7 separate regions of the Homo sapiens genome follow, and all the other regions are linked to region 5. Evidence: chromatin loops called from intact Hi-C (ENCODE). Cell type or tissue: endothelial cell of umbilical vein. All regions are shown on one strand.

What was found. Hi-C counts contacts between places; a loop is a spot of excess contacts. Peaks named below come from ENCODE experiments on the same cell type or tissue, not always from the same donor. Only the 100,000 strongest peaks of a DNase experiment are listed, where the experiment ranks them.
Region 1: a loop joins it to region 5, with 2.3 times the contacts of the local background. A loop is called at or near these places in 4 of 110 quality-filtered maps.
Region 2: it touches region 5 in a loop (15-fold over the local background); 70 of 110 quality-filtered maps call a loop at or near these places.
Region 3: a loop joins it to region 5, with 3 times the contacts of the local background. A loop is called at or near these places in 6 of 110 quality-filtered maps.
Region 4: a loop joins it to region 5, with 16 times the contacts of the local background. A loop is called at or near these places in 57 of 110 quality-filtered maps.
Region 6: it touches region 5 in a loop (15-fold over the local background); 15 of 110 quality-filtered maps call a loop at or near these places.
Region 7: a loop joins it to region 5, with 3 times the contacts of the local background. A loop is called at or near these places in 16 of 110 quality-filtered maps.

What each region holds. Positions count from the first base shown.
Region 1 is chr12:22,190,911-22,194,910 of GRCh38, forward strand. ST8SIA1 (ST8 alpha-N-acetyl-neuraminide alpha-2,8-sialyltransferase 1) reads right to left here. Exons shown (of 5, transcript NM_003034.4): 5 at 2,481-4,000. Among named protein-coding and RNA genes, the nearest start is that of ST8SIA1, 140 kb to the right of the region's middle. In endothelial cell of umbilical vein, no CTCF peak of the experiment used is centred here; no DNase peak of the experiment used is centred here.
Region 2 is chr12:22,099,441-22,103,440 of GRCh38, forward strand. No RefSeq gene overlaps it. Among named protein-coding and RNA genes, the nearest start is that of CMAS, 55 kb to the left of the region's middle. RefSeq lists an enhancer at 2,401-2,540. In endothelial cell of umbilical vein, a CTCF peak has its summit at 1,676 (motif pointing right); DNase peaks (open chromatin) are centred at 1,701 and 2,671; H3K27me3 peaks cover 43 bases.
Region 3 is chr12:22,119,185-22,123,184 of GRCh38, forward strand. It overlaps the pseudogene SULT6B2P. Among named protein-coding and RNA genes, the nearest start is that of CMAS, 75 kb to the left of the region's middle. RefSeq lists a silencer at 2,194-2,253. In endothelial cell of umbilical vein, a CTCF peak has its summit at 2,236; no DNase peak of the experiment used is centred here.
Region 4 is chr12:22,081,489-22,085,488 of GRCh38, forward strand. LOC105369690 (a long non-coding RNA gene) reads right to left here and starts at 1,039. Exons shown (of 5, transcript XR_931423.4): 1 at 898-1,039. In endothelial cell of umbilical vein, no CTCF peak of the experiment used is centred here; a DNase peak (open chromatin) is centred at 1,893; H3K27me3 peaks cover 153 bases.
Region 5 is chr12:22,333,317-22,337,316 of GRCh38, forward strand. ST8SIA1 (ST8 alpha-N-acetyl-neuraminide alpha-2,8-sialyltransferase 1) reads right to left here and starts at 1,391. Exons shown (of 5, transcript NM_003034.4): 1 at 681-1,391. The coding sequence starts at 916. LOC105369151 (a long non-coding RNA gene) reads right to left here and starts at 674. Exons shown (of 2, transcript XR_931426.3): 1 at 1-674. In endothelial cell of umbilical vein, a CTCF peak has its summit at 2,422 (motif pointing left); a DNase peak (open chromatin) is centred at 2,395; H3K4me3 peaks cover 1,282 bases; H3K27me3 peaks cover 1,289 bases.
Region 6 is chr12:21,695,709-21,699,708 of GRCh38, forward strand. The region is part of intron 1 of KCNJ8-AS1 (KCNJ8 antisense RNA 1); the gene reads left to right. Among named protein-coding and RNA genes, the nearest start is that of KCNJ8-AS1, 35 kb to the left of the region's middle. In endothelial cell of umbilical vein, a CTCF peak has its summit at 2,301 (motif pointing right); a DNase peak (open chromatin) is centred at 2,333; H3K27me3 peaks cover 235 bases.
Region 7 is chr12:22,269,169-22,273,168 of GRCh38, forward strand. All of the region lies in intron 2 of ST8SIA1 (ST8 alpha-N-acetyl-neuraminide alpha-2,8-sialyltransferase 1), which reads right to left. Among named protein-coding and RNA genes, the nearest start is that of ST8SIA1, 64 kb to the right of the region's middle. RefSeq lists enhancers at 724-893, 2,631-2,800. In endothelial cell of umbilical vein, no CTCF peak of the experiment used is centred here; a DNase peak (open chromatin) is centred at 2,053.

The DNA.
Region 1 (4,000 bases), 140 kb before region 5:
ATGAGGGGAGCAGAGTGCATGCCCAATGGGCAAACATCCACATAACATACAGCCATGTTCACTTTTGGGCTGAGTTTTAGCATTAAAATGAGGTGGAATTTGGCTCTTTACATCAGAAGTTGAAGTATAGGATGCAAAGAGTTTGTGTGTAGCCTTTATAAGCTGCTGAAACTGGCCTAAGGTCTTCAGTAGTTTATCAGAAGAGAATGTTGATAAGGCTGATCCCCTGTCCAATCAGAGTTGCAGTGGTCTGGGTTGTAAATCAGAGTTAGGACAACTTGCCTGAAAGCTCTTATTGTTAAGGAGGTTGGTGAGAGTGTGGTTTTTCTTGTAGGAATTTAGAAACGTGTCATGCCAGCCAGACCCTGAATCCTCCACCCATAGGTTAACTTTGTTTCCTTAATCTTTAGGCCTGTCCTGATTGATAAAAAGGCATCTAACTTGGTCTAACTTGGTCTCTCAGATCACACTCCCTAAAACCAATTTTTTCCTCTTTAGGGGGCAGTATCTCTCCTGTTGATAATGTATGTTCTATATGGTATGGTAAAGAGTAATACTAATACAAGCTAGTTCCATGAGAATTAGTTCCTTGCTACATTTCTTTAGCCATAAAGTGTGTGTCCCTTGGTCAAAAGGATATTATATGTTGTACATGATGTCAATACGGTAAATGAGTCACTCTGTAAGTTCATAGATAGCCATGCTGGCAGAAGCATTGAGGACAGGAAAGGCAAATCTGGAATACATGTCTAGTTCAGTTAGAATAAATTGTTATGTGCTCCAGGATAGAACACATTGATAACCACTCCAGAAATTAACCTCACTACTGCAGTCATAACCTTTATAAGAGGCCCAGACTAAACAATGTGTTGAGTGGGTAACAGCTGGTCTCTTTTCTCAATTACTCCACTACTTTCTCAATGGACTTCTATACAAAGTGGTTTTGGTAACAGGCATGGAGGTTATGCATGGAATTAATATCAAAGACTAATGATAATCTGGCTTCCACCACTGCCAAGTGCCCAACCAACAATAGCAAAGGCTAATGTTAAACCCTTGGTAGAAAAGCATTCTCTTTGTAGAGATCAGTAATCTGCCTGGTAGGAAATGGATTATAGTGGTCCCACCCAATGAACACTTGTACCTTATTCCTACTGTCTCCCTTGCCTCCATATGCAAAGGTTGGAATCTCAATTGGCATCTATCTTGAGACTCACAAATTCTTGATTGCCTTTTAACCTAACATTTGATTGCACTGTTTACCATGAAAAAGTTCCCAAGTATTGAGGCTGACTTTTTAATTCTGGCCCAGAATTCATGACTATTGAGAAGGAAAGAAATAACTTTTACTCTATGTATATAAATGAAACAAAGAACTTGTTTTCATATACTTCTAAAAGCTCATAAAATGGAATAATATAAATTATAAATGAAGTCAATCCTCCTACATCTATAATTGTTCATATCATCAGGAATCTAACCGTATATCCAAAATAATAAGTTTTCAAGTAAAAATATAGTCTATGATTTATAATTATCCTCCTTTTAGGTTTAGGGGGAATTCTTCAGTAATTAATGCCTTTGAAGTCTTAATATCTGTTTTTGAATGCTCAAATTGAAACAAAGTAGAAGAGCAGGACTCTGTCAAATCTAGATTTGGGGACTTAATGATAGTTGGTGAAAACAAGTTAAGTCTGTTTTCCTTATATCGTCTGAGAATAGGTTAGGGTAACCCACATTTATACTAGAGTATTGCATTTGTTTCCAAGTGATTCAGCTAAACACCATGTAGATTTTCCATTAGGTAATAGAATGTCCTTTCTTAAAATAGCTGTAGCCCAAAAAGCTATGTCGTGTGAGAATGAAGTCAGAGAATTAATAAGGAGATCTGTACAGAGTACCTTGATCAATTTCTGAGGAGAAATGTATAACAAAGGATGAATCAAGGTCACTTTTCCTGATGTCACTCCCTCTGAGGAAGAGTTTGGCAGAACTGGGCCAACAGCGCCCAAGGGGAATGGGAGTTTGAAGCAATTGTCTAAATAATTCAGACTAAAAGGCACACTTGGGTTTTGAAAGTCACCCATATGTGCAGAAGGGGAATCTAAATGTATTGCATCTTGTTAGGAATGTATTAAAGTATCTCTTGGACACACATACTGATATTGACGAAAAGGAGAAGTTTTATCACTGGAAAAACTAGGCTTATCTACATTAATCATATTAAATAAATGCTCAGTTTTCTTTCTAGTTTGCCCTATAGATAGTCCTTTCATCCACATAAGAAGTACCAATAGTGTTCTTATATTCTAGCAATTATAATTCAGGATTTCTAAAATGATTTCCTCACTAAGTCTCATGACTTTTCATCTGTAAGAAAAAAATATCAGTGTAGCTGATATGGATACAAAACAAAGCAGGAATAGAAGATGAAAGAGCGTCACCCATTTAATTCTGGAAAATGAAAAGACTTCACAAGCTATAAAAAATCATTTTATTCACAGGGTACATTTACAAATTTTCTCCAAGTAAAGGAGGTAGAGAAATTGAGACTTACCGAACCTTCTCACTGCCAGCCATAATTACAATGAATACACCAAAGAAAAAGACATGTTTTTACAGCAAACCTCCTCCTATGACATTGCATTTAGATTCGGTGGAAAGAAGCAAGTCAGCAGAACCAACAGAGATAGATACTAATTTTTCTAATCACACCGTAGAAAGTACCAATTAAAGTTTTCTTTTTTACCTGCAACATTTTAGATGAAACTCTACAAAAAGAATTGAGCACACTGATTTTCTCCACACTTTTTGCCAATGTAGGTTGGCTTTAATAGAAAGAAGCAATTCCATATACTCTTCAAAGGTGATTTCAATTTTATAGTTTAATCTAAAATTTTTCCCAGAATTATTATATCCATGAACTAGTAGTCAGATTATATTATATGAGAAAAAATAATGTTTTAATTTTTCTATTTTCTTAACTCCAGCCTCAAACTTTGCTCTTGAGAAATAGTTTGCACACATGTGGAATAATATTAAAATGTGCCATAATAGAATTAAAGAGACCAAAAAGACACCTTTTTCCCCAGTGCTTTTTAGACTGACTATGCTGCACGGTAACTGGAATTTTAGTAATATTTCAGACTTGTTAAAGATTAAGCAGGCTTTTTGATGGAGCTATATTTGTTCTCTTCTCTCTAGTGTCTCTATGATGTACCCTAGTGGCCATCAGACATCCTAAATTGTGAGTCCTGTATATTAATTATAAGGGGAGTGTCTATAGTAACCTATCAACACCCAACGGTGCTCAAGACTGAATGATAAACAGTGACAGATTGATTCCTTGCTTCCGGTGTTTACTGGAGAAACAAACATTAATCCTCTTGCAGTTATCACCTATGGAGCTTCCTACTAGAAGGTTCTATGACTTCAATGAAGGATATTTACATACTATTATCAGACTTCTCCAAGGCCTATAAACTATTGTGCATTTCTATAAAATAGTCACATTTGCTACATTTATAGGACTTCTTGATAATAACGATACAACTTGGAACAGACATGATTACATCTCTAAAGTGACAGAGGTATATGAAGGAAACACATAAGGAAGTAGGGGTCAAGCCAGAAAAAGTTAAGGCACCCTCTGCCACTCCCCACTCCCACTGAATCAACCATCTCCCTCTTCTCCACAGGTAAAGGGCTTATGTGTGTTTGTGTTGTGTACACTAGAATACAGGGTAGAAAATGCATCTAAGTCAGCTTAAGTAATCATGGATACAAAAGCCTGTTACTGAAGTAATTGTGGAAGCAGGATTAGAACCTCCTGTTCTAACTCTAGCTATGCATAGCCCACTTTCCAAGGGTGAGGGTCAAAGTGACACTTGCTGCTATCACTGCCTCATCATGACAGATGTAAATAATAATCTTATTTGGGGAATATGTACCAAAGTACAGACAAAAAAGGGCTATGAAAACAGGAGTGTGGGGCTGGGCT
Region 2 (4,000 bases), 230 kb before region 5:
TATTATCCAGCTGACCATTCTGAGCCTTTTAAATGGGGCATTTAGCCTGTTTACCTTCAAGGTTAGTACTGATATGTGTGAATTTGATCTTGTCATTGTGTTGTTATCTGGTTATTGTGCCAGCTTGTTTGTGTGGTTGCTGTATAGTGTCATTGGTCTGTGTCCTTAAGTGTGTTTTTCTATTGGCTGGTAATGGTCTTTCTTTTCCATATTTAGTGCTCCTTTCAAGATCTCTTCTTAGACACATCTGGTGGCAATGAACTCCCTCAGCATTTGCTTATCTGAAAAGGTTCTTCTTTCTTTTTTACTTAGAAGAAGCTTAGTTTGGCTGGATATAATATGCTTGGTTGAAGATTATTTTTTCCTTAAGAATGTTGAATATAGGCCCCCAATCTCTACTGGCTTGTAGTGTTTCTGCTGAGAGGTCTGCTGTTAGCCTGATGGGGTTCCCTTTGTAGGTGACATGCTCTTTCTCTCTAGCTGCCTTTAACATTTTTTCATTTCAACCTTGGAAAATCTGACTGTGTTTTTTGGGGATGATCTTCTTGTATAGAATCTTGCAAGGCTCTCTGTATTTCCAGAATTTGACTCTCAGCCTCTATAGTGAGGTTGGGGACATTTTCATGGATGATATCCTGAAATATGTTTTCCATGTTGTCTGCTTCCTCCCCATCCCTTTTCAGGATGCCAATCATTTTTATATTTGGCATGTTTACATAATCCCACATTTCTTGGAGGTTTATTAATTCCTTTTTATTTTCTTTTAATTTTTGCCTGACTGTCCTATTTCAGAGAACCAGTCTTCAAGTTCTGAGATTCTGGCCGGGCGCGGTGGCTCACGCCTGTAATCCCAGCACTTTGGGAGGCCGAGGCGGGTGGATCATGAGGTCAGGAGATCGAGACCATCCTGGCTAACAAGGTGAAACCCCGTCTCTACTAAAAATACAAAAAATTAGCCGGGCGCGGTGGCGGGTGCCTGTAGTCCCAGCTACTCGGGAGGCTGAGGCAGGAGAATGGCGTGAACCCGGGAAGTGGAGCTTGCAGTGAGCCGAGATTGCGCCACTGCAGTCCGCAGTCCGGCCTGGGCGACAGAGCGAGACTCCGTCTCAAAAAAAAAAAAAAAAAAAAAAAAGTTCTGAGATTCTTTCCTCAGCTTGGTGTATTCTGCTGTTAACACTTGCAACTGCATTGTGAAATTCTTGTAGTGTGTTTTTCAGCTCTGTCAGATCAGTTAGGTTCTTTTTTATGCTGGCTATTTTGTCTGTCAGCTCCTGTATAGTTTTATTGTGGTTCTTATTTTCCTTGGATTGGGGTTTGCCATCCTCCTGAATTTTAATTTTAATTATCTTTGTTTTTCCTATATTCTGAATTCTATTTTTGTCATTTCAGCCAGATCAGTCTGGTTAAGAATCCTTGTTGGAAAATTAGTGTGGTCATTTGGAGGACATATGGCACTCTGGCCATTGAGTTACTGGAGTTCTTGTATTGCCTTCTTTCTCATCTCTGCATGTGGGTGTTCCTTTAACTGCAGCGTAGATTGAGTATAGTCAATAGACTTCTTTTCTGGATGTTTTCACAGGGCTGAAGCTTTGTGCAGGGTTTTTATTTGTGGCTAACTTCTTGTCTTTGGTTTTACAGGGGAGTATGTTACCTAGACATTTTTGGTGTTGAAGCTTTGGGGTATGATCCAGTAGGTGGCGCTTAGGCATAGTGGTCAGTTGGTAGGCTCTTGCTCAGTTGTGTGGTTCCCCTGTATTTCCTCACAGTTGCAGCCATGTTCCCTCTCAATGCTCTGAAATCAAGGGCCCCTCTTCCACTTGAGCGCTGGCTGTAAATTGCGGCTTGGCACTCCCAGGCTGTCCACCAGAGCTCTGGGGTGAACTCAAGGTTTATGTTTCCTCCCCAACTTAGAGGCAGCAGAGGAAGGAACCTTAGCAGTGGTTGTAGCCGATGGTCTTTTATTTGTATCCTAGGGGCTCCACCCCAGAGAAATGCAGGTCAGCAATCGCTCAGTGCAATCAGCCTAGGATGGGTCTGTGCTGTGGGCCCAAGCCTGGAGTTCCCTTTCCTGCACTCCATCTTTCTTGTAGGTGGAACCCCCAGGGGCAACCAAAGCCTCTCTGCCACTGCTTCTGCCTTTGTTACTCTGAGAGTGGCAGGGGTAATACCACTGCAGAGGCAGTGGCAGAGAGGCTTTTGGTTGCCCCTGGGGGTTCCACCTCTGTGAAGCAGAGCTGCTCTTATTGGGAGTGTTCAGCCAGTGGGGAGGGGCAGGTGCAGTGCTGGCACATGAGCTTGGGGCTCTGCTTGTTTGGCAGCAGGGGGTCAATGGTTCACTGGGAGGAGAGACTGGTTTCCTCTCCATATGACTGTGGCATGCTGTAAGCTCAGATGTAGCCCTCAGGTTCTTTGTTTCTTCTTCAGACTGAGGGCAGCAGGGATAGAACCAGTGACGAAGGGGCTGTAACATGTCTCTACAAGCCTCTCCTCAGGCCACTACCAGTGGATATGTTCAGCCATGGGTGGAGTGGCTGTTCTGCAGTCATGAGCCAGGGGCCCTGCCTGGTGAAGAGTGTGGGGTGGGGATTCCCCTGGAAGAGGGGCTGGGCTCCTCTCTATAGCGTGGCTGTGGTGTGCTGGAAGTGCCAGCATAATGACTAAGCCCCTTGTTCCTTCCCAAGCACGAGGGCTGTTGGAACTGTACCACTGCAGCTGCAGCGAAGGAGGGTTTGTGGGTTGGCTCTGCGATTTCCTCCTGGGAGAAGTGCTGAGCTGGCTCTGATTGAAGTGATCAGGCAGGGTCAGGGTGGTTGTGTTGGGGGTTGGATAGCCCTGCCCAGTGAGAAGTGAGGACTGGGACCTGTATGGGGAACAATCTGACCATTTTTCCATGGGGTTGTTGCTCTGTGCTGGGGATCTGGACCAGTCCCTGATCCTCACAGACTCTCCAGAGCCTGGAGACACCAAGGGCAAGGGCTGCAAGACAGCCACCATGGCAACCTGCCCCTACCATGGGGAGCTCTGCCCAGGGAGTTACAGAGCTGCTATTGGCTCTATAGCCTCAGCAGAGGGTAGTTGGAGACCCAAGCCAAGAGGACCTGCCCAGTGAGGAGCTACACGATTGGGGACCACATAACAGTCTGGCCACTTTTCCACAGGGCTGCTGCAGTATGCTGGGGGTCCACTCCAGTCCCCAGTGGCTTTGAATTTTCCAGTATCTAAAGATATCAACAGTGAAGGCTGCAAAACAGCAAAAAGGTGGCCTGCCCCTCCCTCTGGGAGCTCCATCCCAGGGAGGTCGGACCTGTTACCAACCTGAACACACCTGCAAGAAGTGGTTGGAGACCCCAATCAGGAGATCCCACCCAGTAAGGAGGTATAGGATCAGGGACCCATGTAAAAAAGCAGCCTGGCTGCTTTTCCTCAAGATAGTTGTGCTTTTCTGGGGATCCACTACAGCCCCTGGTCACCATGGACTCTAATGCCTGAAGGCAGCTAAGGCTGCTAAAGAGCAAAGATGGTGGCCTGCCCCTCCCTCTGGGAGCTACATCTCAGGGAGGGGTTGGAACTGCTGTCAGCCAGAAAACACCAGTGGGGGTGACAGGAGGTCCTGGTCAGGAGATTCTACCCAGTGAAGAGAAATGGGATTTGGGATCCACATGAAAAGCAGTCGGCTGCTGCTTTGCAGAGCTGCTATGCTGGACTGGGGGTCCGCTCCAGCCTCCAGTCACTTCAGACTCCTAGAGTCCAAAGGCAACAATTGCTAAGGCTGTAAAACAACAAAGATGTGGCCCACCCCGCCCTCTGGGAGCTTCATCTCAGGGAGGTGTAACGGTTATTATTGGTGACTGGCTGGGTTCCCAAGCCGGTGGGTCTTATCCAGTGAGGTGCCTGTAGTCCATCGCTGCTCACTCCCCTGGATTCAGCCCCTTTCCTACGGGTAGGTACGAGGATCTAACCTCTCACTTTGAAAGAGCTGCAGCTACTTTTTGACAGGAAG
Region 3 (4,000 bases), 210 kb before region 5:
ATACTTTTCTTTGGTTAATTACAGAATTATCCTACCACCTCTTGGCCTTAACATATACCTGGACTGCCCTTTCTCTGTGGTCCAAATGGCTCCTTCCCCTGTGTGCCCCTGAATAGAGGTTGCTCACTCTCACCCAACCTATGTCTTAGGGTCTGAAGAGTGAGTCAACAATCTCACTGCTTCCTAGAAACTTCCAGAACTCCCTCCTCCTATAGAAACCAGGCTTCTTTGAGAGTCATGGGAATCTGCCACTCTTTCCTTCAATATTTCAGCCATAAGTTGACCTCCTGGTCTCTCCCCTACATTCACAGAAGATTCTGACTTTAGAACATTTTCTGTGTCATCTCAAGTCTCACCATCAGCTGGAGTGACTTTAATAAATAGTTTCTACAATCCCTACTCTGACCACTTTTGTCCCTTTCTATCTTCACTTTCTTTCCCTTGTTCATCCTCTCAACAGTTTTCTTTCCAAAACCTTCAACTTCCTTGCCCCTTATTGCTTATTTCAGTCACCTAAAAATGTGCCCAGTATTGAATCAAAACACTTTACCATCTTTTCTTCTCTCCATTGCTACAGAGTGCTGCTGGAGAAATTTACACAACTCTATTCACACCAAGGCCACCTACCAAACCTACTTATCCTACATTAACACATTCTATTCTTTACATCAGCTATTTCAAACCTTCCACACTTTCTGCAAACCTTCTGCCCCACACTTATATCTCATTATAATGAGCATCTTAGTCTTGAATTTCTAGAAAGTACTTTGAGGATAAGATAATCGTACAGAAAATATAAATTCTCTAGGATGAATTGGCCTAGGAAATATAGAGTAATAATGTAAGACTGGAGATAGAGCTACAAGGAAAAAAAATGCTAATATATTAATTTCATCAAAATACTAACCTATCAAAATATTACTAGAACACAATTTACAGTTATTGTTTAACTTGAAAAAATAAAGCATATTTATATACTATCTAAAAGGTAAATTACAAGATTAGATAAATGTAGCTGTCTTTTTTTTTTTTTTAAGACAGAGCCTTGCTCTGTCACCCAGGCTGGAGTGCAGTGGTGCAATCTCAGCTCACTGCAACCTCCGCCTCCTGGGTTCAAGTGATTCTCCTGCCTCAGACTCCCAAGCAGCTGGGATTACAGGCACATGCCACCACGCCCAGCTAATTTTTGTTTTTTTTTTAGTAGAGACGGGATTTTGCCATGTTGGCCATGCTGGTCTCAAACTCCTGACCTCAGGTGTTTCATTAGCCTCGGCCTCCCAAAGCGCTGGGATTACAGGAGTGAGCCACCGTGCCCAACCTGCTGTCTCTTTATTATACTGTCTTGTCATATAACTCATGTCTATGACTACATTTGAAGATGAATACAGAATATCATGATGCCTCAGTTGTAAAACAATCTCTTTAGAAAAATACCTACTTGCAGTATTTTCACGTTGATATAAAACTACTTAAAAGTCTTCTGTGTCTAGTAGAATAATGAGTAGATTTCTATAGCATATTTCAGCCATTACTTAATTTGAATCTCTAAATAATCCTACAGAATAGATTTATTGGTCTTATTTTATATTAGAAATGTAGAACTCAGAATGGTTACTCTGCTCATCCAAAGTCATACAGGGAATAAATTATAGTCAGAACTTGATGCCAAGTCTTCTACGTCCATAGCCTTTTCTTTCTACTACATTATGTTTTCATTTGCAAGAGAATAAGCCTCCCCTCAAAAAGCCATTGAAGGCCAGGTGCAGTGGCTCATGCCTATAATCCCAGCACTTTGAGAGGCTGAGGCAGGTGGATTGCTTGAGCTCAGGAGTTCAAGACCAGCCTGAGCCATATGGAGAAACCCCATCTGTATAAAAAATACAAAAATTATCTGGACATGTTGCTGTGCACCTGTAGTCCCAGCTACTCAGGAGGTTGAGGTGGGAGGATTGCTTGGGGCCAGGAGATCAAGGGTGTGGTGAGCTGTGGTCGCACCACTGCACTCCAGCCCGGGTGACAGAGGGAAACCCTGTCTCAAAACCAAAAGAAAAATAAAGGAAAGTCATTGAAGAACATCCCTGAAACACAGTCACATACATATAATACATCCATACATGCATACACTCAGAAAGACAAACAGCCCTATCTTATTGAAATGGGAGAGTTCCCCAGTTCCCCTCACAGGACATGTGCCAGGGTGTGGCTCATCTGCTTGGTCACCCCAAAGCTCAAACCGCTAGGGGGAGCATGCAGATGGGCAGGTGCAGAGGCCACCTGTGCACTTTTGGGCTCTGGCCCCACAGCAGCATCTAGGGGTGGGTGTCCGTGACTCCCAAAGCCCAAGTGGGCGTGTGTTACAAAGGTCTTTCAAATTTGCCACCTGCAGATGGCTTGTGTGTTAATCAGCTCAATCGACCCTCTTCCTTATTGCAAGGGCAGAGGGCCAGTGTGAGAGCCTTCTGGACTCTAAGCTCTTGCCCAGTATCCTGGAAGGATCAGATCACACGTGGGCTCAAAGGATGAGTTCAAGGTTTTATCGAGTGGTAGAGGTGGCTCTCATTGAGATGGATGGAGAGCTAGAAGTGGGGGTGGAGTGGGAAGATGGTATTCCCCTGGAGTTGGGCTGCCCAGCGGCCGAATTCTTCTCTGACCACTCCCCGCCAAACTCCCCTCAGCTTCCAGACATCCCCCATCTTCCTTCTTTCTCTGCTGTGTGTCATTCCACCATCTCTGGTCTGCTGGTCTCGACATTCAGCCACTTGTGTGTGTGCCTGCTAAAATCTCAGGAATATATGGGCGCAGGATGGGGGCATGGTGGACCAGAGTCGTCTTGGAAAATGCAATACTCAGGTGTGAAAACAGGAGTGCTCATTCTCACTTAGGTCCGCAGGCACATGCCCGAGGGTGAAGCCCTCGCCAGGGATCCCACCCTTCTCTACCCAGCACTTCCCTAACGCCCCCCCCATATCATTATAAGTAAAGAAAAGTGAAGCTACTGCTTCCATTCATACAGATTTCTTTTAAAAGCTCTAGTGATTCAGTGACTATTCCTGGTGGTGACAGGGTTTGCACAGGCTGGAACATCCTGATGTAGAATACTTACAAGTAAAATCTCTTCACACCTAAGAAGGTGTAAAAGAATCATGTGGAATATTTTTCCAACCACACTCTGCCCCTCCTAGATATTCTGCTATGAGTCCTGATTAACGTGGTGACAACAAAGACAGATGTTCCCTGAAAGCCAGTGAGCTTCACTGAGTTCTGGTCTGGGCTGGCATTTTTGTAGCTGCAGTCACAGAAAAATAATCTCTAGAACAGAAGCAGTGCTAGGTCTGCTCTACCCTGCCCTAGTCAGACCATATCTATGGTGTGCGTTTCCTTCTAAGCACTGCACTATAATAGAGATGTGGCCAAATCAGAGCTCATGCAGCCAGGAGAGAGAGGTGGTGAACCACAGTGTGTAATGACAGTAGACAAAAACAGTATTTCTTTTCTTGAGGAAAAGCAGACCCAATCTTTTTTTTTTAAATATATGTATTTCAGCACTGCTTACTCCAAAAATGGAATTGAGGTGGAGTGAGGCATGCAAACTATCTTCAAATATTTAGAAGCCTTTCATGTGGAGGAGGAATTAATAACGAGGAGGACTGGTTTTTTGTTTTGTTTTGTTTTGTTTTAGGACAAATTATGACACTGTGGTAAGGGCAAAGATTTTCGAGCTGCTACTTGAATTTATATCTTGACTGTTTTCCTTATTAGTTACACATCTGTGGACAAGTTATTTGGCCTCCAAAGGTTTGCATTTTCCTCCTCTGTAAAATAAGGATAAGGACATCTACTTCATAGTGTTCTAATAAGGAAGACATGAGATAATGTTAGCATGACACTTAGATAAGTGTCTGTAGCACATGGTTAGCAAACAGTAAATTGTTAAGATTTTTTTTTTTTGAGTTGGAGTCTCACTCTGTCACCCAGGCTGGAGTGCAGTGGCATGATCTCG
Region 4 (4,000 bases), 250 kb before region 5:
AAGTAATTTTATTTGTGAAGATTGTTTACCTTTTCTCAATTTAACAATGAATAGCATTTAGCATGTCAAAGATTATTACATTTCCTGAAATTGTTAGGTTGGTGCAAATGTGATTGTGGTTAATGGCAAAAACCACAATTACTTTTGCCCCAACCTAATAAAAAGCCAAATAAGGCACAAGCTCACCACCTCGGCAAACAAATATAGGGGAATGGGATGATATGAGTCTGGCGAGGTGAATAAACAGAGGCCAGATTGTACTGGTTTTTGTGAGTTACATTAAGACATTTTTGCTTTATCCTGAAAATAAGGGTAGAGAGAGACCCTTAAAGGGCTTGAAGCAGAAAAATCTTTTCAAGTGGAGGTGAAATTTGAGCTGGATCTTAAACTAGAAAATTTCATTGGTGTCAAAGGACAATATCAAAAAAAATGGAGTTAACGTTTGTGTTCAGATAATGGAAGAGGTCGTTATCTGTATAGGCCTGAAAGGATCTACAAGGTAATGGTAAGAAATGAGACCAGAAACACAGGACCAAATTGGAGATGACCTTCAAAAGAAAATGCTTGATTCCTGTGTTGACTTTGAAATGCTTAATTTCCTTCGAATCCAATCTATTCCACTACCACTTTACTTGTCTACTTTATGCTTTCTGTTCCCTTTGTAAAAGTCTCAGTGACTCCATGCTGCCCACAGAATAAGGTAAACAATTCCCAGTCCAAGTGTTATAGTTCTCTTTTGTATCCTTCCTGCCACTCCGCCCTGATTATGAAACCAGCAGACAGCCAGGCGTTAGCCCTCCTCTCCTTCCCCCAACCCCTGCCCTTTCTTCTCTTAAAGCCCTCTCTTCCTTCACAGCCTTAAGTATATATCGAAGTGTTCATTGGCTTAATACTTACCTTCAAGTTACAGAAGATCGAAAAGCCTGTTTATTTTGTCGGCATCATATTGCGTCAGTGTGGTGGACGCTGTGTTGGGCCGTAGAGCTCACCCTTGAGCCTGGAGGTCTTATCCCCCTCAGCTGCTGGGAGTGTTGTCAGTAGACAAGCCTCAGCTGTCAGGCCTCTTCAGCGCTGCCTCACCTAAGGTTACTCCCTTTCTGGGAGTAGCCCACATCCAGTGACTGGATGGAGGCAGAGGATAAAAGCCCTGCTTCATTACCCCAAGAATGGACAACAGCTGAGAGGCCAGGCTAGCTTCAGCGCTCTCTGTGAGTCAACCGAGGCTGTATAGGAACCATCTCCTCTCTCTCTCCACAATCCTCCTCCTTCGTTTTCCATCTACAAGTGCGATCCCAGGAGCCTGCCTTCACAAACATCATGGACATTAATCTCCCTCCCCAAGCCTGCTTCTCAACCCAGGACACCAGGAAATATTTTTGAATGAGCAAGTGAAAGAATGTCCAAAATATCCTGTACCTTTTGGGATGGGTACTGGCTAAAGTAATTACTGTTATCTGAATTGCCAAGCTAAGCATGTTAATGATTTTCTAATTATTTAAAGGACCATGTGTGAAGTCTTAATAATCTCTGTTGTACTCTCCTGCATTTGGTCATTGGTTCTTTGCTATATACTGATGCAAATTACTTTTTCCAAGTTTAAAAGCTTTTTTTTTTTTTTTTTTTTTTTTTTTTTAGGAATGTGTCACCTTTGATAACCTGGTGCTTTTATCTGCCTGAACTGGTTGGGAAAGTTCTACTAAATACAGTACTAAAGAAAGTTGGTTTGTCCACATTTCATTGGTGACATTCCCAGTGTAGAACCTTTTCATGCTTTGTTATTGAATAGCTCTCAAAATTTAAAGTTGATGCAATATTATTTGTATGCTGATGAAAATACTTGATGTATTTTTAAAATTTCAGTGGTTGACATTTTGGCCACTGGGTGTCATCACAGATCTAGGTTTTAAAATGTGCAGTTGTCACTTGCTGACTGAAATTAACTAATAGAGTCTGATGAGGCTTAATGGTACATCTTCATCATTTGACCTTCATACATTGAGTATCAATCTCCACTATAGGAAATTGTTTATAAAGTACAATTTGGATACTTTTTAGTCTTTCTTTACAACACATCACATGGATAGAAGGAAAATTTCTTCTAACAATGTCTGGAGTGAGCCTTGAGTGGGGAAGTGTGGTGGGAAGGCTGAGATAGAAAGAGGACACGTAAATGATTAAGCTACTGCCTTACTAGAGGACCAGCGCCAACCGAAAAGAAAGATGTATTCCCAGCCTGGTGCGGTGGCTCAAGCCTGTAATCCCAGCGCTTTGGGAGGCCGAGGCAGGTGGATCACTTAAGGCCAGGGCTGTGAGACCAGCCTGGCCAACATGACGAAACCCCATCTCTACTAAAAATACAAAAACAATTAGCCAGGCATGGTGGCGCACGCCTCTAATCTCAGCTGCTTGGGAGTCTGAGGCACAAGAATCGCTTGAATCCGGAGGCAGAGGTTGCAGTGAGCCGAGATCGTGCCACTGCACTCCAGCCTGGGTAACAGAGCAAGACTGTCTCAAAACACACACACACACACACACACACACACACACACACACGTATTCCCTAAGCTACCCAGATCTATCACCTGGTTACCTCAGGCCATTACCATGACCTCTATCTTAATTTCTTTTAATCCTCACAACCTCTATAAAGCACTTTTATTTCATTTATTTTACAGGTGTGGAAATTGAGGCACAGAAAGGTTAATGATTATACCCAGGGCCAGACACTAGGTGCTAGATCCAAAATTTAAGACAGGGAACATTCCCAAGGGTAGCAGATTATACCTTGGCGAAGGCTTAGGCAGTGTTTCCTCAAAGATGGTCCCTCAACCACTTTCATCAAAATCATATAGTAATTGCTAAAATATATATTCCAGCACCTTCCCAGTGCTACTAAATCAAAATTTCTGGGATAACGTCTGGGAATTGGCATGTTAGTAAAATTCCATCAGATGACTTTTATGCACACTGAATTGTGAGAATCTATTAGAGGAATGAAATTGTGAAGGCCCCCTTTTCTGGAAAGGAAGGAGAGAGAGCAGCCCTCTGAAAGCACAGCAGGATGGAATCCAGGCTCAGGAACCATCCTATAGTCTTTTTAATAGGTACTCCGTGTGCATTGGAGACTTTCTTCCTGATTACCAACAGGCCTCAGGTGGCCTCATCCCGCCCACCTGCCTCCAGACATACACCTGTTCGTTGGAAGAGACTCTAACTCACTCAAGTCACTGTGGGGAGCTTCCAGCACATTCAGATGCCTAGAATAACCCAGACCAATCAAACCAGTGTCTTTTGGTATGAGGCCCAGATAATTGCTATTAAAAATATTTTTCCCCTGTGATTCTCATGTGGAGCCGGAGTTGACTACTACTGTTCTTGAGCAACAATTCCCAAATGGAATTTTAAACAATTACTTCAGAGGTAATTAGCATGCTGATATTTTGCAAAATGTGCTTTGAGAAATGGTCTAAAAGATATGAATGTACAACTGGGAAAAGAATGCCAATGAAGTTAAAAAAGTTGGACTATGACCCCTCTAGGCAACATTAAACTAAGGCTGGTTTTGTGGCTCTGGAGACTGGGCAGCTTTGGACCATAAAGAGGGTGAGGGATCTGTCAAGGAGCCGTCAAGTTCAGCCATAGTCTCTCTGCTCATGCCTGATCCACCTGGCCAGAGGGCCATATTTTGCAAAAGATGAGACCCAGCTGGCTATGTGGGCATGCTGGACACATGCCCACCAGAACAATTGTACATTAGGTGTACCTATTGTGTCTGAGGAAACATTGCTTACCTATTGCAGCCTCTGAGGCTTCATTTTGAGCCCCATTCCTGGGTCCCCCAACACACAGATTCATATCTGCAGACCTCTATCGTCACACTTTTCTTATTTAATTGTCACCCTTCACTTCTGTATGGAGGCTCAGAAGAGATGACCCCATGTGGCTTAATCATCAGTATTTTCAGAGTTTGGTACAGCTCCTGGAGTCCCTTCTAAAGGAC
Region 5 (4,000 bases):
TCCAGCACCCACAGGTCAAAAGTAATGACCTTGGGGAAGTTACTCATCCTTCTAAAGAATCAATTTGTGGTCAACAAGATGAGATAATAATACTAGACAGCTGTTCGAGATTTCAACACAAAAATTGCACAGTATCGTCTCTTAGTAGACGTCAGTCAGTACTATGCACTTGCTGTGGGCACACTGCGCAAAGCTGCGGGATCCGTCCATGTTTCCACTGCCCATCACTCCGACGTTGGGGACTTATGTTACCGACTGTGCACTCCACCTCGGGGAGATGCCTTTTACCTGCTTCTTGTTCCCTACAGCTTCAAATGTCTGCAGAGCCCAAGAGGTAAATTCTTATTAAGTGCAAGAGACTAAGTTATCCTGGGTTCTCCTTCCCTCTGTTTTGTTTATCCGTAAATTGTTAAATAAAACTCCGCTTTGGGAAGAAATGCGTCGAGTCTTTACATGCGCAAAGCAGGTGTCTGCACATCTCTGGGGATCAGGGGTGGGGAAGGAACCCTGACTAAAGTCTCCAGGTTGGGAATGGCACAAATGGAGGGAAAGGACATGGAAGAGCGGATGAAAGGGATGCCTCTGCGAGACGGTGCAAGGCGGTCCTCGCCGGTGACCCTGTCCTCTGCACTCGGGGAGGAAAGGACGCTAGAGGGGAGGAGCCGCGAGGGCAGGAGTACCTGAACGCTCTGGCCGCGGTCTGGTTCCTCCTCCACGCCGTGCCCTGTTGCAGCACCCCCTGCACGATCTCTTTCTCGTTGGGCAGCCGGTAGACGGGGAAGATGTAGAGCCAACAGAGGACCACGACACAGAGGGCACTGGCTCCCATGGGCAGCCGGGTCCGCGGGAACTTCCACGCCAGTACAGCCATGGCCCCTCTGGACGTTTGTCGCCGGGCCCGCCCGCAGGGGCTCATCGCAGCCCCGGCGTCCCAGGGGCGGGGGCCGGGGCCTCAGCACAAAGCTAGGCGAAGTGGCAGCGGAGGGTCCCCCACCGCCAGCCCCCCATGCACACACACCTTTGGTTCTCTTACTTGCAAACGCACGCACGCTTCTTCGGCCCCGTCGGCCCCAAAGGTCAGCGCAAGGATTTTTTCAAATGCAACTTTTCCAAGGATTTCTTTCTAGGGGAAGTGGCTGGGGGTGAAGTCACGATCTATGGCCATGGTCGCTTCCCCTGCAGAAGGCGGGCGCTGGGGTCTCCGAGTGCGCAGAGAGCGGCGGCGGCGAGTCGCTCCCGCCGGTTCTGCAGCATCACGGTCGCCCTCGGCGAGGGTCCGGGAGAAGGCTCGGCTCCCTCCTAAACATGTGGCCCGTGGCGTCCCCTTGTCCCCTCCGAGCGATGCTCCTGCGCCCTTCGCCGCCTCCCGCGCTGCTGCGCCGCCAGGCAACCCCCCCCCCCCCACCCCGCCCCGAGACGCGCTCTCTGCGCCGCACCAAGTCCTTGGAAATTTCCACGGCGGCCCGGGACCGCTATCCTGCCCCGGGCTCCTCCGCCTCGCCCGCCGGGACCCTCGCTCCCCACCCCTCCCGGAGAAGAAAAGAACTCGCTCTCATCAGTTAATTCAGCGGCGCGCCGCAGCCTTCCGCTGCGCCCCGGACTTCGCAGACAAACGCCCGGGGATTGGTGGAAATCAAGGTCTCCCCCTCCCTCCCCCACCCGCAAAATTGCCTCCTTCGACCCGATCCGAGCCGCGACACTCGCCCAGAGCGCGCACCCCTCACTCGTGCCCTTGTTCTTTGGAGATAACGGCAGACAATAAAAACCAACAGCCCCCCGCCAATAGAAATATATCAGTCCCTGAGTGTGGCGGAGACTGGCTAATATCCTGATCCTTCGACAAGCGGCCGGTGTGCCCAGGCTGTCACCCTGCTGCCGTCACCCTAGTCTTTCTCTAGCTGGTTGGATATTAACCCGCAGCCAGGCGCGAGGAGGCTGGCGGAGATTTATTCCTTCCTGGGCCCCCACCCCCATTAGCCGGTCCCGGAGCCGCGGCCCGTGTGTGTGCGCGCGCGCCCGCACACACACACACACACACACACACACACACACACACACACACGTTCACGGGCGCAAGCGAGCGCGCGCACGAGGAGGTGCGTGCACTCCGGGGTCCTCCGCCTCGCCTCCTCCCTGAAAGGAAGTGCTGCATCCAGATGTGCAGGCAGCTGGTGCCCAAACACTAGACCTCAAGATGTCACATTGCCTTGGAGGCGCGCGGCCTTTTAGATTAAAGGACCGTTGGTTCTTAGACGTCCTTCTTGCCCTTCTTGCTTGTGATAAGCGATAAGCTTATCGCAACCCCGACCTTGGAAAAGCACCACCCGCCTTGACCCACCGAGCCGAGAGAGTCGCTGTTAGCCATTTCTGCTCGCCCCGGCGGCCGACGCATAGCTCGGGTACCTCCTAGCGGTCGCCTATTCTATTTGCTTAAGCATCTCGTCAAGCATAAAGTGTGCAAGGACAAAGAAGAAACCTGGTCAGCTTAGTCATCACGAAAACAAAATCTAAGGCTATAACTCCATTTGTTCAGCCGACCAGGCTGCGGTGTCTGGTACCTTTGTCTAGCATCCGTCTCCACTGAGAGGTGGAACTTGAGAAGTTGATGCAAAGTTATTTACCAAAAGCGAAGTAGCATCCCAGATGACCACTTTAGTGTCATTTTCTCAACAATACTGTGCTCTTAGTTGAGTGACCTACTGCCCTCCACCGGCAGGCATGCCCCAGAAATCTCTGTCCTACTTAGGTAAATCAGTAGAGACAGGGGAAACCTTGAAATCCCAGTCACATCTTACCACAGTGGAGGCTGATACAGATTCTTTAAAATGAAGATCATCTTAAGTCCTGCAAAGTAACCAGCCAACTCTCTTCTATCCTGGAAAAGGGGAAGGGAAGGGGGAGCTTTTCCTACTTGCCTGGGCTTTGGATAAATCATCTGCCATCTTTGATCTTATAATTTAAGTAAAACACAAACCATTCCCATTTTTCTTCCTCAAGTTCAAGGACTATTTGTAGAGTAAATAACAAAGAAATAAACTGACAAACAAAACTAGGGCATATTACAGTTATGAAGGGGCTATGTAAATGTTTCCCTATATAATATCATAAGAATGCATTAAAGTCATGCTTTACATCAAAAGATCTGTGTGACACAATGTGCTGTTTTTCTTTCTTCTGCAAACTAAGAATTCTCTTACCTTGGTGGGCTTCTGCCCACCCAACAATCCAAACTTATTCCCTGCTTTTTCTTAACATGAGCACCAAATCTAATCAGGTCATCGCTCTCACCCTTCCAAGTCACACTACATTGGTCCGTTCTCACATTACTATAAAGAATACCACTGAGACTGGGTAATTTGTAAAGGAAAGAGGTTTAATTGACTCACAGTTCCACATGGCTGAGGAGGCCTCAGGAAACTTACAATCCTGGTGGAAGGCAAAGTGGCATGTCTTACTTGGTGGCAGGCAAGAGGGAGAATGTGTGTGTAGGATGAACTGTCAAACACTTATAAAACCATCAGATCTCGTGAGAACTCGCTATCATGAGAACAGCCTGGGGGAAACAGCCCCCACGATCCAATCACCTCTCACCAGGTCCCACCCTGGACACAGGGGGGTTACGGAGATTACAATTCAAGATAAGATTTGGGTGGGGACACAGAGCCAAACTATATCACACACAGGTCTCAGTTCTGTCACAGTGTTGTGATCCGCTCATGTGATGTGTGTTTGTTTTTGTTTTCTTTTTCTCCCCATGTATAAATCCAGTGCATTATTCAAGACCAAGCCAAGTTATCTAGAAAGTTCTCATTCAATAATGTGTTCCCAGGACACCTAAAACACAGACTTTATGAGAACTCAATAAATATTTGTGGTATCTGCTTCTACTCTCTTTGACCTCCTGTTCTGATGTCATAGTATTTGCTGGCTCTGACTGATGATTAAACACTTAGTTGTGTTGTGTTGTCTTGTATTGCTAGTATTTTTCATATATAACTAT
Region 6 (4,000 bases), 640 kb before region 5:
ATTTAGAAGTCTGGTGATGTTTTTGTGACCAGAAATTTGTTGTAGGAACTGAATCTTATTTATATCAAGTAGCTGGTGGTAAAATTGGTTTTGTTATATGTCGTTTTGTTTAAACTTTTGTTTAACAAGCAATAGGTTCAAAGAACCTATTTAAGATATAAAGTGAGGAATTAATGTGTGTGTGTGTGTATATATATATATTTTGTAAAATCACTGCCTTTTTAAAGGGTAATTTGGGAACATTTTTATCATTCCTCGGAACGAAGGATAAACATTCCTTTCCTTAAAAATAACATTGGAACATCATTTTCCAGAAATATAAGAATTCTCTCACAGTGGTTGCTATTTTACTTTTCAATGACTTGCCAAAACTAGAAAGCAGAACATATAAAATTTCATCTGGAAATGATTTCTGGGACTTATGTGGTTTTTGTGCTGCTATTCTTTTTTGTGTGTTTTTATGTTAGGAAAAGTCATAGAAGAAGCCAAATTTGGTGTAGGAGCTGAATTAGTTACTGTGATTTACTAGAGATGGACAGGGACTGTGGCAGTCTTTGGCAGGCCTCGAGGAGCAAACTGACAAAGCTGTCATTTTCACATTTAGAATTTTCCATGTGTTCACTGCCAGCCTAGAAACCCCAGGAGCGTGGTGTCCCCTACATTTTCCAATATGTGAAGATGTTCTACCCAGATCTCTCATATGATTGATTCTACAGCCCATATAGAGTCTTGCCCTGTTATTCTAGAGTCACCATTCAGAGTCATCCAATATTCTGAAGAGCTCTTTTCCTTTCATAAAGGCCTTTTCATATCGCTGAAAACAGTTAATCATCAATCTGCATTGAATATCCAGTATATAAAAGAGACTGAAATAATAAACGCCAACTTTTATTGAGTGCTTAACATGTCACAGGCATGATGCTAGTTAAGCTCTTTTCATGGATTATCTCACCTAATTTTCAAAAAGGTTTATTAGTATTTCAAAGGGGCAAAACTGAAGATCTGAAGCCTAGTACTTTTGCAATACTGTAAAGTTGCTAGTGGTAGAATGCTTTCTGATTTTGAAATCCACACTGTTAACCAAGAGACCACTTCATTAGCTAATGAGGGTTCTCTGGAGTTGCTAAAGGAAATGTCATTCATACTTTCTTGAGAGGAATGGATCATATTGCACAGGAAAGGGATGTAAGAACATATATGTATTGTTCTTACATCATATATGTGTGTGTACTAAAGCCCTGTTAGAATGATGAGCAAGGAAGGAATGAGTTTAACCTTTAAATTAGACTGACCTTGCTTCAAAACTTGGTTTCTCCACTCACTCCCAGTGCAGACTTAGATGAGTTATTCATTGCTCTGAGCCAAGTTTTCTCCACGCTTAAATAGGAATAATAATTCTCCAAAGTTTTTTTGAGAATTTGGAAATACTAATATGTGCATAAAATGATTGAAACAGTGTCTGACATATAGAAAGCAAACCCTAAAAAGTAATATATAGATAACCTTTGAGGCATTTTCAAGTCAGTGAATTTTTACGTTTGGCAAGGACCTGGGTAGTTGAAGAGGATAATATGATAGGCAATACAAGTGAAAATAAAAGAAAGCATAAAGACTTGAAAGCAGAAACAAACAAATGGTGTGTGTGTGTGTGCAACGTAAGAAAGTTTGATTTCCTATATAGAGAGTTTAGTATGCTGTGTAATGTGAGATCACATTGCTTAGTGTGTGATAGAAGCTTGGGTGTAATAGAAGCTTAGATATGATGGGAGCTGCTGTGGAATCCCCCTGCAGAGTCAAAGTCTGTCATGTTGAAACTCCACACTGTCAAAAGCAATGGTATCTTGAAGTTTGTCTGATTTAATTATGTTGACAACTTCCTAGGAAAGACACCTTCAGAGCCTGATAGAGGCAAGCAGGTGATGAGATGTCCGTTTTGTATGCTGTGCCCACCACATAGCATGATTGTAAATACTTAGTTCTCTTGAAATAACAACTGTGAAGGAGGAGTGCCATGGGGAGGTGAAACGGATGCAATGATCATTTAACTTTTTCTATGGTTCTTGGGCCTGAAAAGTAGGAACACCTCTATGTTCCTGGAAATTGAGAAAAAAAAAATGTGAATCAGAAGAGATCATATATTCCGTATTGCGACTACTCTGAGTCATATCAGTAACACAAACATTTGATAATCATTTCTTAATTAAACTTCTGAACATTTTTTGACATTTTATAAAACAATGCTTTTCCCAAACTAATTCTATTTTGAGCTATCAGAATGTATATCCTGTTTTCTTGCATTTTCACCACCAGATGGCAGTGATAACCTATTCATTCATTTCTTTCTCTTTTTTTTTTTTTTTTAATCGTTCTCTTGTTTAATGTTATTCTAGAAATGAACCAGTAGCTCTAAATTAAAAGTGATGGCCAAAAATTCCCACTTTATTTTCTACGACAAGTCAGCATGCTAGAGTCACAGTTCCCTTGTGCAAAGAAGTGAACAAAACGTGCATGGAGGGAAGCACAGGAAATATCGTGATTTTGTGTGAGAGCTGGAATGCCACTAAGTAATAAATGACTCTGGTAAATTGTAAAAGACTACCTTGGGTTGTGTATATTAAAAGTATATAAATTTCCGTGTGTGTTTGTGTCAGAGAGAGAGAGGTCTTTGGGTTTGGGGTAGAGGTTGTATAAATGTGACTTCAAAATGTCGCCTGTCATAGGCTACCCTTGTCACATTCTAGGGTTAACCCTGTTAAGGGTGAAAAAGTGAAGTTATCAAAAAATGAAGTGGGCCCTTACACAGCACAGATGTACATGACCTCGGTCTTTACTCCACTTAATCACCACTTCCTTACTCAGTTTGTCTTAATATTGCTTATTTCATTTTTCAGATATTTTCTGCAAGAATAGTTTTCTTGTTTAACTATCCTGGATTTACAAATACATGTTTCAGCTTGGAAAACAAAATTTTTTGTTTAACTTTTTGTATTTCGTAGCAATAGCAATGAAAATCTTCTAAAGATTGGGGGAAAAACCTATAATTTTTTTGGACACACTTCTTTAAACTTTGCTTGATGAGGCTGTTTTTAAATGAAACATTCACATGCAAAATTCAAGAGACCGGGAAAAATAGTCTGAAATTGATAAAGTTGTTTGTCCATTGTATTTTTAGTCAGGATTATCTGGACCATTTTTTAACATCTTGGAGTCGTCAGTTGATCTGGTTTTAGTTTCAGCTGAAAAGGACAATTTTCTGTTCTCCTTCAGTTAACCAAGACGTGGTCACAGACCAGGCAACACAGGTTTTGTCAGTGAGATACCATGGAAAGGAAAAGAGGCCTTATAATTATAATCAATAGGTCTGGGTTTGATGGTGTACTTTCAAAGACCACACATATGGCTGTGGGCATGTTTTTATCATGATCTATAAAATGGGGATAATAACGCCTATATGGGGTTCATTGAGATAAAGTCTATGATCTTTTGGCATGCACGCAATAGTCAATAGAGAGTTTTCTTTCTCTCTCAGTTTACCCCCTGGATAAAAGTAGGTTGATTCTGGCTTAAGTTACAAAGAGGAAAAGCTGTGTCTTCCACATTTGTTTCTTCCAGAAGTTTACTCCATAACCATCCACTTCCATGCCTTTCTTTGGTCTGGAATTTTCCTGATGATAAGCTAATGGGGAAAATAATTTTTTATTCTTATGCTTTTTGCAGCCTTTTAAAACACATAATATGCATCTAGAAGTTAAGCTTCTTTACTTAATTGAATAAGAAACAACATTACAAATGAATGCAACATAGTGAAGATTAAATAAGGTAATTAACAGGTCGGTGCTTTGAAACGTTTATTCTGTTATAGGATTGGAAGGATGTAAGAGCATGCTTTAATATAGAAGGTTTCTAAAAGCCTATGTCTTAAAGGGGCCTCTAAGATCCATCTCCACTAAAGAGCTTCCAACTCTGATATATATTTCTGATATATATTTCTGAGCAGATA
Region 7 (4,000 bases), 64 kb before region 5:
AATACATGCTTTAGGGAATTTTAGCCAAAGATTGGGAAAGACTCTTTTCTCTGTGCCAGATTTAAATGAAATACAGGGTTGTTTTTTTTTTATAAGGCAGTTAGTGAAAAATTCAGGATTCTAACTGACAAAGAGAAGTCCAAAAGTTTCTAAAAGTCTCCCTTGCTTCTTTTCAAAATAACATTAAGTAATATTTGTATATTACCTGCAGTGATTTCTCAGCCCTCTGTTGGGTGGACTTCCCATCCTAAATGGCTTGTTTTCTAACCAAAATGGGATCAGGTGATCCCATATGAATACTATTGTAATGTGTATGTTTATTTAACAAGATATTATGGATACCTTCCCTTCATGATTGTAATATCAACATGGTATTTAACTGTAGAGGTGATTCATAATTTAACCAATCCCTTAATGTTGAATATTTTAGGTTATTCCCATTTTTTCACTATGATAAACAATACTGTTATAAACATCTTTGAATTGTGGCAGAGCTAAGAAGGTAGCTGAGAAACGGGAGTATCAGCCCACTGTATTCTCTTCTTTTATATGGACAATAAAGTTTGCTTAATTGTATGTAAAACACCTCACATAAAAGGAGTCTTGAAGAGACAGAACCCTCTTTTAACAAGTTCACCATCACTAACCCATTCCATATAGAGGTCCTCCTGCTGTTACTTATCTGATACATATAGCCTGGAGCAGTTGTACAGTTAATTCTTTAAGATAAATCCTTAAATATGGAATTGTTAGGTTTAAACAATTTGGACCACATTACAGAAATTAGCAACTGAGTAAGTCTCCATCCGTTTCCAAGGAAAACAAAATGGGAATCTCCTTATACACTATTATAGGTATTTCAGACATATCAGGAGAGAGACTTCATTAGGTTGTAATCATTTTGTAGCATATTACCTAATTTGAAAGGAAATGCAAGGCAGTTTAAAGGGTTAAATTTGTAGATGTTAGCTTCAACAGGCCTCAGTTTGAATCTTGACTTGGAATCACAGCATGGAACCAGTGTCTAACTGGGAAATCCCAGGCAGGACACTTTTGGCTCAGCCTCAATTTCTACATGTCAAATGGAGACAATAATATCAGCATCATATGTTGGGATTATCAGATAATGCATGCAAAACATTTAGCAAAGAGTCTAGCACATAGTTAGTCTTCAACAAACTATAGTTGTAGAGTGTAGCCACAAAATTGAATCAAATTGAGAAAATATAACCAACCTACTCTTTGGTAGGTTTTCTCTAATACATTTGAGTTTCATTAATGTTTCCTACGCACTTTCCTTAAAGTGTCACATTTTGCGGAATTGAGTTTATTTATTTAAATTAACTTACTAATTATTTCCAATTTAAAATTAAAATACTGAATTAAAACAAAAATATGTTCAATATAATTTTTCCTCTAAATCTATTTCAAATAAACTTTTACGTGAACCTAGAGTGTGGAATGATAGACAATGGAGACTCAGAAAGGTAAAGGGGTGAAAGGGGGCTGGATAATGAGAAATTATTTAATGAGGACGCTGTATGTGATTCTGGTGATGGATACACTAAAAGCCCTGACTTCACTGCTACGCAGTATATCCATGGAACAAAATTATACTTGTACCCCATAAATTTACACAAATTTTAAAGATAGGAACAAAAAGAAAATTGAAATTTTAAAAGAAGAAACTTTTGTAGGAGTCGTAAACAGTTGACATTAATTGCTTTATTTGTACAGGTGGTCACAGATTCATAATTAGTAAATGGAAATACACTAAAAAGTTCATTGTGCCTTTTTTCCTATGTATTTGGCCATACTTGCACCTACCATGTCACTTGCAATCGTGGTAGCCTTTTACATGAGGTAGGTAGTTTACGTCTGCAGTTCCCACAGGCACATAGATTTCCTTTTTCTTTCCAATAGGAGCCTCAAGAAAATGAAGCTTTGGTTGTTTCATCAGCAGTGGCTTTGATGAACCTTTTGGCTCACATATCCATTAACTGACTCAGTAAGAAAACATCTGCATTAAGGATGTTTTCAAGGCTGGAATGACTTTCTTATAAGTGTACTAAACAGAATGCCAAGCCCACAGGAAGCACTGGCAACAGAAAGTTCAGAGTTGGCCAATTTAATCCTCAATGCTTCTCAAGCACAACTTAATTGAGGAAAACTTCACAGACAGATGGAACGATAGCATATATAAACTCTATATGAATATACATAACATATCTAAATCACTCCTCAGTCATCTTCTAAGTGCCCAGGTCATGGAGAATAAAATGGTTATTTACACAATTACAGCATCAGAGGATTCTGCCACTTCCAATGTACTTTGTGATGGGTACTGAACCTTTCTTAGCCTCAGCTTCCTCATCTATAAAATGGGGTGAAGGGAAACGTAAGAAATTACCTCTACAGTTATTGAAAGAATTAAATAAAATGATAATTATAAAAAGTGCCAGGTCTGGAACTTAGAAATCATTCAGTCAATATGACCTATTAATAGCTGTAAAATACGAGAGCGCCAATCATCACATTGCTCTGGTGGCTTCCCTGCTCCAAGTAGTCATTCTGATGTTCTGTGTCCTACATCAGCCTTTCCTGTCTCCTTGTTCTCTGCATCCCTCCACTGTTCTTAGATCTCTCAACCATCTGCAAAAGTGAAAGGAAATTTCTACATATCAAGATCCCCATGGTATGACATAACCTAAAACATGAAATTTAAATTTCCTTCAGGTACCCTCTTTTTAAAGACATGACATAATCTATGACATTTTATTACCATTATTTTTATTCATATGATAACACTTTGCCTTTTTCCCCAAAGGTTTCCTGGCCCTTACTTAATCTATCTTACATCTTATAAATCCTTACCACTGAATGCTTATTTTCCTAAGCCCAAATCTTTATCTTCTAAATCCTTTCTTGCCCCTATTTGTTCATGATGCAATAAAAGGTCACCAATGAAATTACAAAATGCCTTAAGTGAACGTTTTAAGTGAATGACTATAATTTACTTTATAATTTTTGACCTGCTATGGTCTTACTTTCAAATATTGCAGAGAGCACTTTGCTACTTGTTTTACAGGGCCATTTCCTTGAAATGTAATTACAAGCTGAAAAAGCAGTCCTAGGGGATTACTTAATGTATGTCCTTTACTAATTCCAAGGACAGTCAAAAAGTTTTCAACTCGAAGGATGATTGTTCAAACTGCCCACACCAACCAAGGTTTAGTGTTCATAATCTGGATGAAACCATTTTCTTATTTAGAGTTCAAGGGGTTAAAAAATTATTACTGTCTCTGGCAAGAGGTTGTTTGGGAACTATATTGACTGGCTTGTTTCCTAAACATATTGGCTCCACGGCGCTACAAAGACTGAAAAGTATTTTCCTCCAGCAGCTGGGCCAAGATAAATTGAAAACTAACAGGGAGACAGTATGTCAATTTCAAAGATACTGGTATTATAATAGCTGTGGTTTTAAAATACAAATCCCAGTCATTCGCTTTGTGGGAAAATTGGTACAAGAATATTTGATGGCTAAAAGACTGAAGAGCACCAAGGCTCCAACACAAGAACCGACAGTCTGGAGATGCCAGCTCCTGGCAGGGAAGAGACCTCGGAACCAGTTCAGCTTTTTGCTCTGTCACTGCACTCTGCCATTTAGTTCTGGTTGGGGAGAAGGCAGAGACTGACTGAGCTGACATCTCTGACTGTGATTTTTACATCTTCAAAAACAGCAGCAATTTCTCCATTATGGTGTCCTTTAAGATTGATTTCATTGCAACATCTGAGACTTGTATTATCTAATGACACAAGAGTAACATGGTAACAAAAGCGCTCGGGGTCACCCTGTTTGACTATCTTCACAGTTAGCCTTAAAGGCTTCAGTCTGGGACAGTTATTCTGAGGTTTCTTACCGATAATGACAGGAGGCAGACAAATGCCTAGATAGACACGGGCAGGTCCTGGCGAAACCCCACCTCCAAGTTGCAGACAG